Linked DNA regions of Mus musculus: region 2 is linked to region 1. Evidence: chromatin loops called from intact Hi-C (ENCODE). Cell type or tissue: heart. All regions are shown on one strand. Links, peaks and the distances in the headings refer to the core of each region. The heading gives the core; the rest is flanking DNA.

What was found. A loop is a pair of places that touch in the nucleus more often than their neighbours do. Peaks named below come from ENCODE experiments on the same cell type or tissue, not always from the same donor. Only the 100,000 strongest peaks of a DNase experiment are listed, where the experiment ranks them.
Region 2: it touches region 1 in a loop (2.8-fold over the local background); 1 of 42 quality-filtered maps calls a loop at or near these places.

The regions. Positions count from the first base shown.
Region 1 is chr9:123,111,193-123,115,837 of GRCm38, forward strand. It overlaps Zdhhc3 (zinc finger, DHHC domain containing 3), which reads right to left and starts at 2,002. Exons shown (of 7, transcript NM_001372538.1): 1 at 1,804-2,002. It overlaps Exosc7 (exosome component 7), which reads left to right and starts at 2,039. Exons shown (of 8, transcript NM_001081188.1): 1 at 2,039-2,130. The coding sequence starts at 2,074. In heart, for the core only: CTCF peaks have their summits at 1,919 and 2,122; a DNase peak (open chromatin) is centred at 1,919; H3K4me3 peaks cover 2,416 bases; H3K27ac peaks cover 1,910 bases.
Region 2 is chr9:122,802,982-122,807,626 of GRCm38, forward strand. It overlaps Tcaim (T cell activation inhibitor, mitochondrial), which reads left to right and starts at 2,566. Exons shown (of 11, transcript NM_001013405.2): 1 at 2,566-2,707. In heart, for the core only: no CTCF peak of the experiment used is centred there; DNase peaks (open chromatin) are centred at 2,670 and 2,780; H3K4me3 peaks cover 1,670 bases; H3K27ac peaks cover 1,326 bases.

The sequences.
Region 1 (4,645 bases), core at 858-3,357:
AATATGATGAAAATGCTCTAGCATCACATAGGAAAAATAACTAGTGATGACAGCAGTGTTCCAGCAGAGAATATAAACTCCACTGTTTATGTTTCTTGAAGTCTTCTGAACCTAATACCAGATATTACTCATAAAATCAGTCACCAAATAGATAACACTGACCCTTCTTCAGAAAGAACCTGTTGTCTGCTGTCGGGGGTAGGATATGCCCGTGTGGTGCTGGGGAGGGAACCTAGGGCCTTTGCACATGCTACTGTTCTGCCACTAACACACTTTTAAAGATATGCCCAAAGACTTTTTCCCAGGAAAATGGCTCATAGTAGTTAAACTCAAGTCAAACTTTCTTCCAGTATCTTTTCTGACTTTTCAATCTTCACCCTACCCCACCCCCACCCCACTATATATTCAAATGGTCTCTCTTTCCAGTCATCTCTAGCACGAGATACCCTACTAGCAGGAGTCCCTTGCTATTTCACCAGTTCCTCACACAGAATCTAGTTGTTCAACCAGAGATGGTGTCTAGGTGCTATATCAAGTGTGGCATCTGTTCCTCCAAAAAAGGAAGAAAGCCGTCTGGCTCCACCTTTTCCAGTTACCCTAGAGGGCAAAGTCCAACCCTACAGGAAGCCGTCTCAGGAGCACCTGTAGTAAGTATTATGTATGGACGCAGGAAATTCATATCCAGTCTATCAAGAAGAGGCTATCATTTGAGGGCTCAGCAGCTAACAGTTCAGTACCTAGGAATATAGCCAGGCACTTCCTGTTACTGTTGAAATCTCAGCGTAGTCAGTAATCCACTATGACAACTCTAATCACCATGCTCTGTGGCTATGCTCACAAGAGCCTTCCCTTCTACCCTGGAGGACTCTGGTTAGTGTTCTGTTTACTTACTTAGTTAGCACAAGAGAAAAAAAGCCTTTTTTCGACGAGTGGGGGCAGTGTCTTTGAGACAGGATCTCACTATGTGGCTCAGGCTGTCCTTGAACTCACAGTGTAGAACAGGCTGACCTCGAATTCAGAGATCCGCCTAGCTCTGTCTCCCAAACGCTGGGATTAAAGGCAAAGGGTGGCCAGCACCTTTTATTTCTTGATGATTAAGCTGAAGGGTTACTTTTGTTTAAAATAGAACACCAGGTAAGTCTCTACCAAGTCTCCCCTCATTTTCTCAGAGAGACCCTTTAAAACTTAGTTCATATCCCCTCTCTTCCTTAAAGGGCCCCTCACTATGACCCCAGCTTCACCTTGCAGGCATCCTTTCTGGATAACCTAGGTCCCATATCCTCCCAGGGTCGGTTTTCTTTCATGAAGTTATCCATCTTCCCCGGAGATCCCTTCCATCCAGGCATCCCGAAGTGCAAGACACTCTCCCTACTCTCTTTGGGACAATACTCCAGCAACCGCACGGGGCAAGGGTAACTTGCAAAGCTCTGGGCCATTATCTGATGATGGGCAGTAGGGGAGGAAAGGATGAGGGAAGACAGGACAGAGATCGATCCCTGGAATGGAAGGAGGGGTGAGAAAATTGAGAAGCTGGCGCCCCATTCCTGGTGCAGACCCTTCCCGACCAGTGACCTAATGAGGGATCCATGGTCTCTTTCCTTCAGCCATCCTAGGGACCAACTAGGAGGGGGTTGAGGAGATGGTCCCTCATGGGCAGCACGACTTCCGCCTTCCTGAAGTGTCTCACGTGCGCGCGCTCGGCTACTTCGACTCCGGCCCGAGCGCTCGGGTTGCGCGCTTCCCATCCAGTCCCGGCTGGGGCCCCGCGCCTCCCTCCTTCTGGGGCTTCCCCACTGCACTGACCGTCAATCTGGAGGCAGCTAGCAGTCCCGCGCCGCCTGCTGCTGCCCCGGGGCCCAGCCGCCAGCGTCCGCGATGGCACGGGCACCCGGCGCCACGGCTTGCCGGACTCGGCCTCACACGGGGCGGTGCGAAGGAGAAGCCCATGGAGCTCCAGGCGGTGGCGGCAGCCGCGGCTGCGGGAGCGGCCACCGCGCGGGCTGATGACGCGCAGGCGCGGTGGGGAGAGGCGCGAGCTGATGACACGCCAGCGCGCGCGGTGAGCTGAGCAGCATGGCGTCGGTGGCGCTAAGCGAGGCCGAGAAGGTCTACATCGTTCATGGAGTGCAGGTAGCGGTGGCGGCCGCGAGTGCAGGCCATATTGCGCAGGGAGGAGGTGCGGGGCGGCCACGTGGTCAGGACGGACGCCCGAGGCTTAGTGCTGCAGCGAGTGTGCGTCCTGTATGCCTAGATGTCCACAGCTCTCGGGATGGAGGAGATTCCTAGCTCATCAGGGAGCGGCGGGCGGGCAGTTCCCGAGGCTGCAGTTTAATGAAGGAATGTCCTTGTGGCCTCTGCACGACCTGAGAGTGCAGTGCCCGAGATCCTGTAATCAGAATAGCGGCACGTGAATGGACTCTGGTGACTTTGCACACAGAGGCCGTGTATCCGAGGGGGAAAAGGACTTTAAAATTCTGACAGCAAACACCACACGCCACACACCCCCTAAAAACAGGAAAGAAGGAAATGCATCGGTAATAGAGTGCGTGCTTAGCATGCTCCAGACCTTGGTGGCTGGCACCTGTAATCCCAGCAGCTGGGAAGTGGAGACAAGAGAATCAGGAGTTTAAGGCCAGACTGAGCTATAAAGACCCAATCTTAAGAGAAATCACGCTGACATATACACACACATGTCTTACAAATAGAGAAAAATAGGGAGTGTTTTTCTTTCTGGCGGTGCTGGAGGTTGAACCTCTTGGCCTTGTGCATGCTAGGCAGGCATTCTATCATGGAACCGCATTCTCAACCCTTTTGTTTTTTTGCTTTTTTTTTTTGAGGAGGAGAGCTTTATATCCAAGGCTGGTGTGTAACTCCTATCAGTCCTGCCTTGGCAGAAGGCATGCCTTTTCACCACCCGCTGAGAAGAATTTTTCAAAGCAGACTGGTAGTCTATGGTGTAATTGTTGATTTACCTGTTTTACTTGTGGGGCGCTTAGATCTTTGGGTAGCTACAATGACTACCGCGATCTGGGCTCAGTCCTGCTTTTGAACGTTCAAGAGAAGTGAAGAATGTTTCCTGGCAACCATAATCTAGTATTCTACAAGCCTTGTCCCTACAGTTGATCTTGTGATGTAGTCATCATAGTAAGGTGACCTGTTACCATTTAAACTACATAATGCAAGTGAAAGCATGTTCTTTTCTAAATCATATGACATACTGTTATTTTCTACTTCATATAGAGTAAGGAATGCCAAAATTCAGTCATTAGGTTTCATATTAAACTTGAGTAATAAAAATCCAAACCCACAACTCATTAGCTTTTTAGTTCAAGATCAGGTTTAGTAATAGTGGGGTATATGCACAGTGGGTTGTATGGGAATGTTAAAGTAGTCAATCCTAGGGGTGGGGCTTCCCTTTTAGTTTTTAATTTTTTTTTTTTTGCCAGAAGTGTGACTCTGTCATTCCATATCCCTAGTCTTCATGGTGACATATTAAGTGCTGATGAGTTTTTAATTTTTTTTTTTTTTTGCCAGAAGTGTGACTCTGTCATTCCATATCCCTAGTCTTCATGGTGACACATTAAGTGCTGATGAGTTTTTAATTTTTTTTTGTTTTTTTTGCCAGAAGTGTGACTCTGTCATTCCATATCCCTAGTCTTCATGGTGACACATTAAGTGCTGATGAGATTTAAATTCTACAGGTTCAGGAAATCTTAAATGACCTGAAGAAAAAGTGGGTTCATTGCAAAAATTGGAAATCTTCCATCCAGAGCTTTATAATACTTTCTCTCATAAGAACCATAATGATTGGTGACTCTCTGGTGAATCATCTTCTTTTCTTCACCAAACTGTATCCTTTCTCAGTGGTCTCTTGCTGTCCAGCTTCCCTTCCATCTTGGTATAGTCTGTCCCATCGTCCCCGCCCAACCCCTTCAATTTTGCTTGGCTTCTCAATCACATCATGGCCTAACAACTTTTTGGTTTCTTGAGACACGGATTTACCTCTAGCTGTCATGAAACTCACAGAGATCTACCTGCCTCTGCCTCCTGAGTGCTTGGAATAAAGGTGTGTGCCACCCTGTTGCACTAGTCTAACAACTTTTAATTAGATCAGACATCCAATTTCACTGAGAGAATTGGTCTGGGCTGCTAGTGGTTCATTACAAATACAGCTGGTCACCCCCTGTGTGGCATGCCTTGGATCACACACCTACCTCTGGCCCTGTTAAGGGTGGATAGTAAGTCAGGTGGCTGCTACAGAGCTATAACTCCAACTGGCTGGTCTGTCCTAGTAGGTGTTAAAGCTGGCCTCATAGCCAGACCAGGCTAGGGCTGTTGATTAGGCTTTCAAACAAGGCTTTCTTGGGGTCTGTCAAAGCTGTGTCATTGCTTTGTTCTTGGCTGCTGGAGGAAGGCATAGCTTAGCTGCTGTTTTCTGTATTTCTGCTCCTTTTCTAGCTCTTTTAGCTCGATCTTTACCTGAGTCTGGTCTTCAGTGATGAGATTGAGAAGTCAGTCTGACCAGTCACAACTGGAACTAATCCCCAGCACATTTCCTGCTTAGCCCTTTGCCCTTTCCATTCAAAAACCCATGGCACAGAAAACCTTTGCCCATGTCTGTGGCCTTATTGAGCCATAGCCTTCC
Region 2 (4,645 bases), core at 1,266-3,765, 310 kb before region 1:
CCCATTGATGACCAACTAGGCCATCCTCTGCTACATATGCAGCTAGAGCCATGAGTCCCTCCATGTATACTCTCTGGTTGGTGGTTTAGTCCCTGGAAGCTCTGGGGGTACTGGTTGGTTCATATTGTTATTCCTCCTATGGGGCTTACAAGCTCTTTCAGCTCCTTAGGTCCTTTCTCTAGCTCTTCCATTGGGGACCTTGTGCGCAATCCAATGGTTGGCTGAGAGAACCACCTCTGTATTTGGCAGGCACTGTCAGAGCCTCTCAGGAGACAGCTATATCAGGCTCCTGTCAGCAAGCATTTGTTGGCATCCACAATATTGTCTGGGTTTGGTGGTTGTATGTGGGATGGATCCCCAGGTGGGGCAGTCTCTGGATGGTCATTCCTTTAGTCTCTGCTCCACACTCTGTCTCTGTATCTCCTCCCACGGGTATTTTGTTCCCCCTTCTAAGAAGGACAGAAGTATCCATACTTTGGTCTTCCTTGAGTTTCATGTGTTTTGCAAAATGTATCTTGGTATTCTAAGTTTCTGAGCTAATATCCACTTAGCAGTGAGTGTATATCATGTGTGTTCTTTTGTGATTGGGTTACCTCACTCAGGATATTTTCTAGTTCCATCAATTTGCCTAAGAATTTTATGAATTCATTGTTTTTGATAGCTGAGTAGTATTCCATTATGTAAATGTACCAAATGTATCCATTCCTCTGTTGAGGGACATCTAGGTTCTTTCCAGCTTCTGGCTATTATAAATAAGGCTGCTATGAACATAGTGGAGCATGTATCCTTATTACATGCTGGAGCATCTTCTAGGTATATACCCAGGAGTGGTATAGCTGGGTCCTCCAGTAGTACTATGTCCAGTTTTCTGAGGAACAGCCAAACTGATTTCTAGAGTGGTTCTACCAGCTTGCAATCCCACCAGCAGTGGAGGAGTGTTCCTCTTTCTCCACATCCTCCCCAGCATCTGCTGTCACCTGAATTTTTGATCTTAGCCATTCAGACTGTTGCGAGGTGGAATCTCAGGGTTGTTTTCTAGAACCCAGGACCACCAGCCCATGGATGGCACCACTCACAGTGGGCTGGGACCTCTTACATCAGTCACTAAGAAAATGCTTTCCTGCAGTGTGATCTCCAGAGGTGTTTTCTCCATCGCGGCTCCCTCTTCTCTAAGGACTCTAGCATGTGTGAAGTTAACATAAAGCAGCAGCACAGACTGAAAACACAAAGATCCAGGGCACCCCACCAAATGTCTAAGTTACCCTCCTAACAGCTCCCTTTCAGTGGGTCTCATATGACTATTACGTGTACGTTGTGGGAGGAGCACACATCCATGTGGATTTTTGCAGGACAGCGTTTTTGGAATCTGTTCTTTCCTTCCACCTCCATCTAGTTACGGTAATCAAACCACAGTGGTCAGGCTGGAGGGTCTGATAGCAAACACTTTCATCTGTTGGTCGACCTGGCAGCACAGTACTGTATGCTTTATGATAATATGTGACTAAGGACATTGCTAATGAAAATATTTTAAACAAATGTGCCAAAATATAAATATCTAACAAGGATTGTCCCAAAACACTAAGAAGTTAAAACTTCAGAAGTTGTCAGGTGGTGGTGGCCCATGCCTTTGATCCCAGCACTCAGGAGGCAGAGGCCAGCAGATCTCTCTTCAAGGCCAGCCTTGTCTACAGGACTACACGGAGAAATCCCGTCTCAAAACAAAAAACAAAAACTCCTTCAGAAACCACCTTCAGTATCTGTAGCCTATTCTCTTTAACATAGTCCTCACTCTAAATAGTACTGTACGCCACAAATTCAAGTCGTCTAGAGGGGAAAAGCCCTAAATAGGGTAATAAATGGGACAAGTATTTAAAGGAGTTCTCAAAATGGGTAGAGGCAGTGTCCTTAAATCTACAGTCTCACAAGGGCAGGAAAATTGAGTCCCAGCACTCTTAAGCTTGCGTGACATGTGGCGCACACACTGCCTCAGAGACAGGTGGGCAATTGTAAACTATGCTCCTGCAGACAAAGGACACGATGTGGGCCGCAAGGTCGTCTTCAGGAGAATGAAGATCTGAGAGAAGGGGTGGGATGGCTTCTTGCTGGTTGACCAAGCCAAGAGGTAGCAAAGCGAAAAGCAGTTTATATTCCATCATTTGCAGGTCTGGAGATCAGTTACAGACGTCCAATAAAGCAGTAAAAAGCCCATGCTGAGTACACTGAACGTTTAAAAACAGCCTAGTAAGGAGTCGCGATGTGTCATGCCTGTAATCAAAGCACGTAGGAGGCTGAAGCAGGAGAATTGCCGCAAGTTCAAGGCCAGCGTGGGTTACAGTGTGAGCCACTGTCCCAAATAATTAAACTATCTCAAATAGATTAGATTGAGGAAAAGTCAAGTGGGAAATGTAAGCCAGAGGAACCGGATCTTTCACACTCAGCTGCATCTGGGAAGCCTACCAAGACTACCAACGGCTGCTCAGCAAGAACTGCGTCACCAGAGCGCCTTGCATAGCTCCGCCCCTTCCCCCCTCCCCACCAGGGGCTGCGCGTGCGCGCTTTGGCCCCGCCCCTGCCTCCCGCTACTCCTTTACCTTTGCTTATCGTCCTCCCACCTGCCTGCCAATCATCTTTCTCCCTCAGACCTAGTCGGCCGGAAGAACCGGCTTGTGTCTCCCGAAGCTGCCTTCGGAAACCCGCAGATAGCGGGGTAAGGACACCGCTTTGAAGCGGGGTGGGAGGCCGCTGAGAGCCGACGTCCTGGCTGGGAGCCGCTTGCCGGCCTTGCGCAGGCGTTCTAGGAGGAAGGTCGGTCCGCCTTAGCCAATGAGCATGGTTCGTGCGGCCTGCCGGCTCCAAGTGTCGGGGCGTCCAAGCACGAACCCAGGCCTCTGAGACAGTGGGCCAGACCTGTCAGGAGCTCCCTGCAGAGCGAAAGTTGCCCAGGGACTCCACACTTGCCACACAGGCCTTGGCCTGTGCGTGCTGAGGCGTAGGCGAGGCTGTCAGATGGGAGCTGGGTTTAGGCTGCTGCTGGGAGAGCCTTGAGGCTGGTGGGGCCCTGGGAGGAGCTGCACCCCAAGTTGCGGACCTGTCCATTCACCTCTAGACCTGTAATCAAACTTATGGCTAAGTAGACTCTCAGAGGGGAGTCTGAGGCGTAGATTACTCAAGTGCACTTCACCACTAAAGAGCTTAAGGAGTGTGCTAATTCATTCAAGACATCTGTGGAATGTGTGTGTGCGAATGGGTTTAAGATTGTAGGATAATGGTAAAAGGAAACAGGATCAGGCTGAATTTTATCAGTTTGAGACCACCGATTGGAGATTCCAGATTTAATGTGGAGTTCATATAGTTTTAAAAAGGTGTCAAAGTTTGGTTGGCTGGTTGGTTGGTTAGATTTGTCTACAGATGGCCTACTGAAAAGGAACTGGAGATGCCTGCCATCCCTTGGCTTAGTGTTGATGAAGGAGTTTTAAGCTCAGGGAAATTGCAGTGCTAGAGTGGGTACTCTCTGAAAAACCTGATCCCTCATAATGGAAAGGCCCAGAAGACATGCCCTACACTAACCTATAAGATGAAAATGGTTTGAGGGGGCAACAGCAGGTCCGAAGAGTTTTTGTCGTAATTTTTTCTCTTGTGCCAGATCTTAGGGTTCAGTGGGTGTAATTGGACCTTGGAGTAGCACCAGTGCCTGTATATATTAGGTCAGGCTGGGCCAGAAGTGCCTGAATCCTTCTTGAAACTGTAGAGTTTGTAGTTATGATTTAACTCTCCAGCAAGATACAAAAGGAAAGCTAAAGAATTTGTTATCTAGCCAGGCGATGGTGGAGTGTCATTAATCCCAGCAATGGGAGGCAACAGGAGGCAGAGACAGTTGGATCTCTGTGAGTTCAAGGCCAGCATGGTCTACAGAATGAGGTCCAGGACAGCTAGGGGTGTTACACAGAGAAACTTTGTCTCCAAAAACAAACAAATGGAACTTGTTATCATTGATATGTCTAATACTGTCTCCTGGTTTTGCTCTGGTTGTTTACTTGGTTCCCTACTCTAAGTAGAAAGCCTAAAAGCATTTTTTTTTTTTTAAATCCTGGTCTCTGGGTGAGAGGGTGCATGCTTTTAATCCCAGTACTCCAGAGGCAGAAGCAGGTAGATCTCTCTGAGTTGGATGCCAGCCAAGTCTACAAAGTGATATCCTGTCTCCAAAAACAAACAAACAAACAAACAAACAGAAAGGAAAAGAAAAGAAAGGTAGTTAGGTATGGTTTTATCATTACTTGAGAGAAGAATTTTTTTTTCTAAAGAAAAATTCCAAGATAGTTACAAAGGGAAACCATAACTAAAGTGAAGTTAGTGTGAAGTTAAGTTAATTGAAATAAGTTACTTTCAAATACAGATTGTGCCAAGGGGCCAAAGCTCAGTGTTGAAGACCTCTATTTGATAATTTCTGTGCTTGTCAAAAATAATGGACAGAGGCTGTTAGATCTACAAAGCAAGTTCCAGACCAGCCTGAGCTACGTAGAGAGTTGCAGACCTTGAAGAAAGAAAGGAAGGAATGGAACAGAAAATAATACCACTATTAAGTAGATTCGGGTAGTCATTTATACTGGCTTGTAAACGAATTTTATCCTTCCATATCTACCTTCTG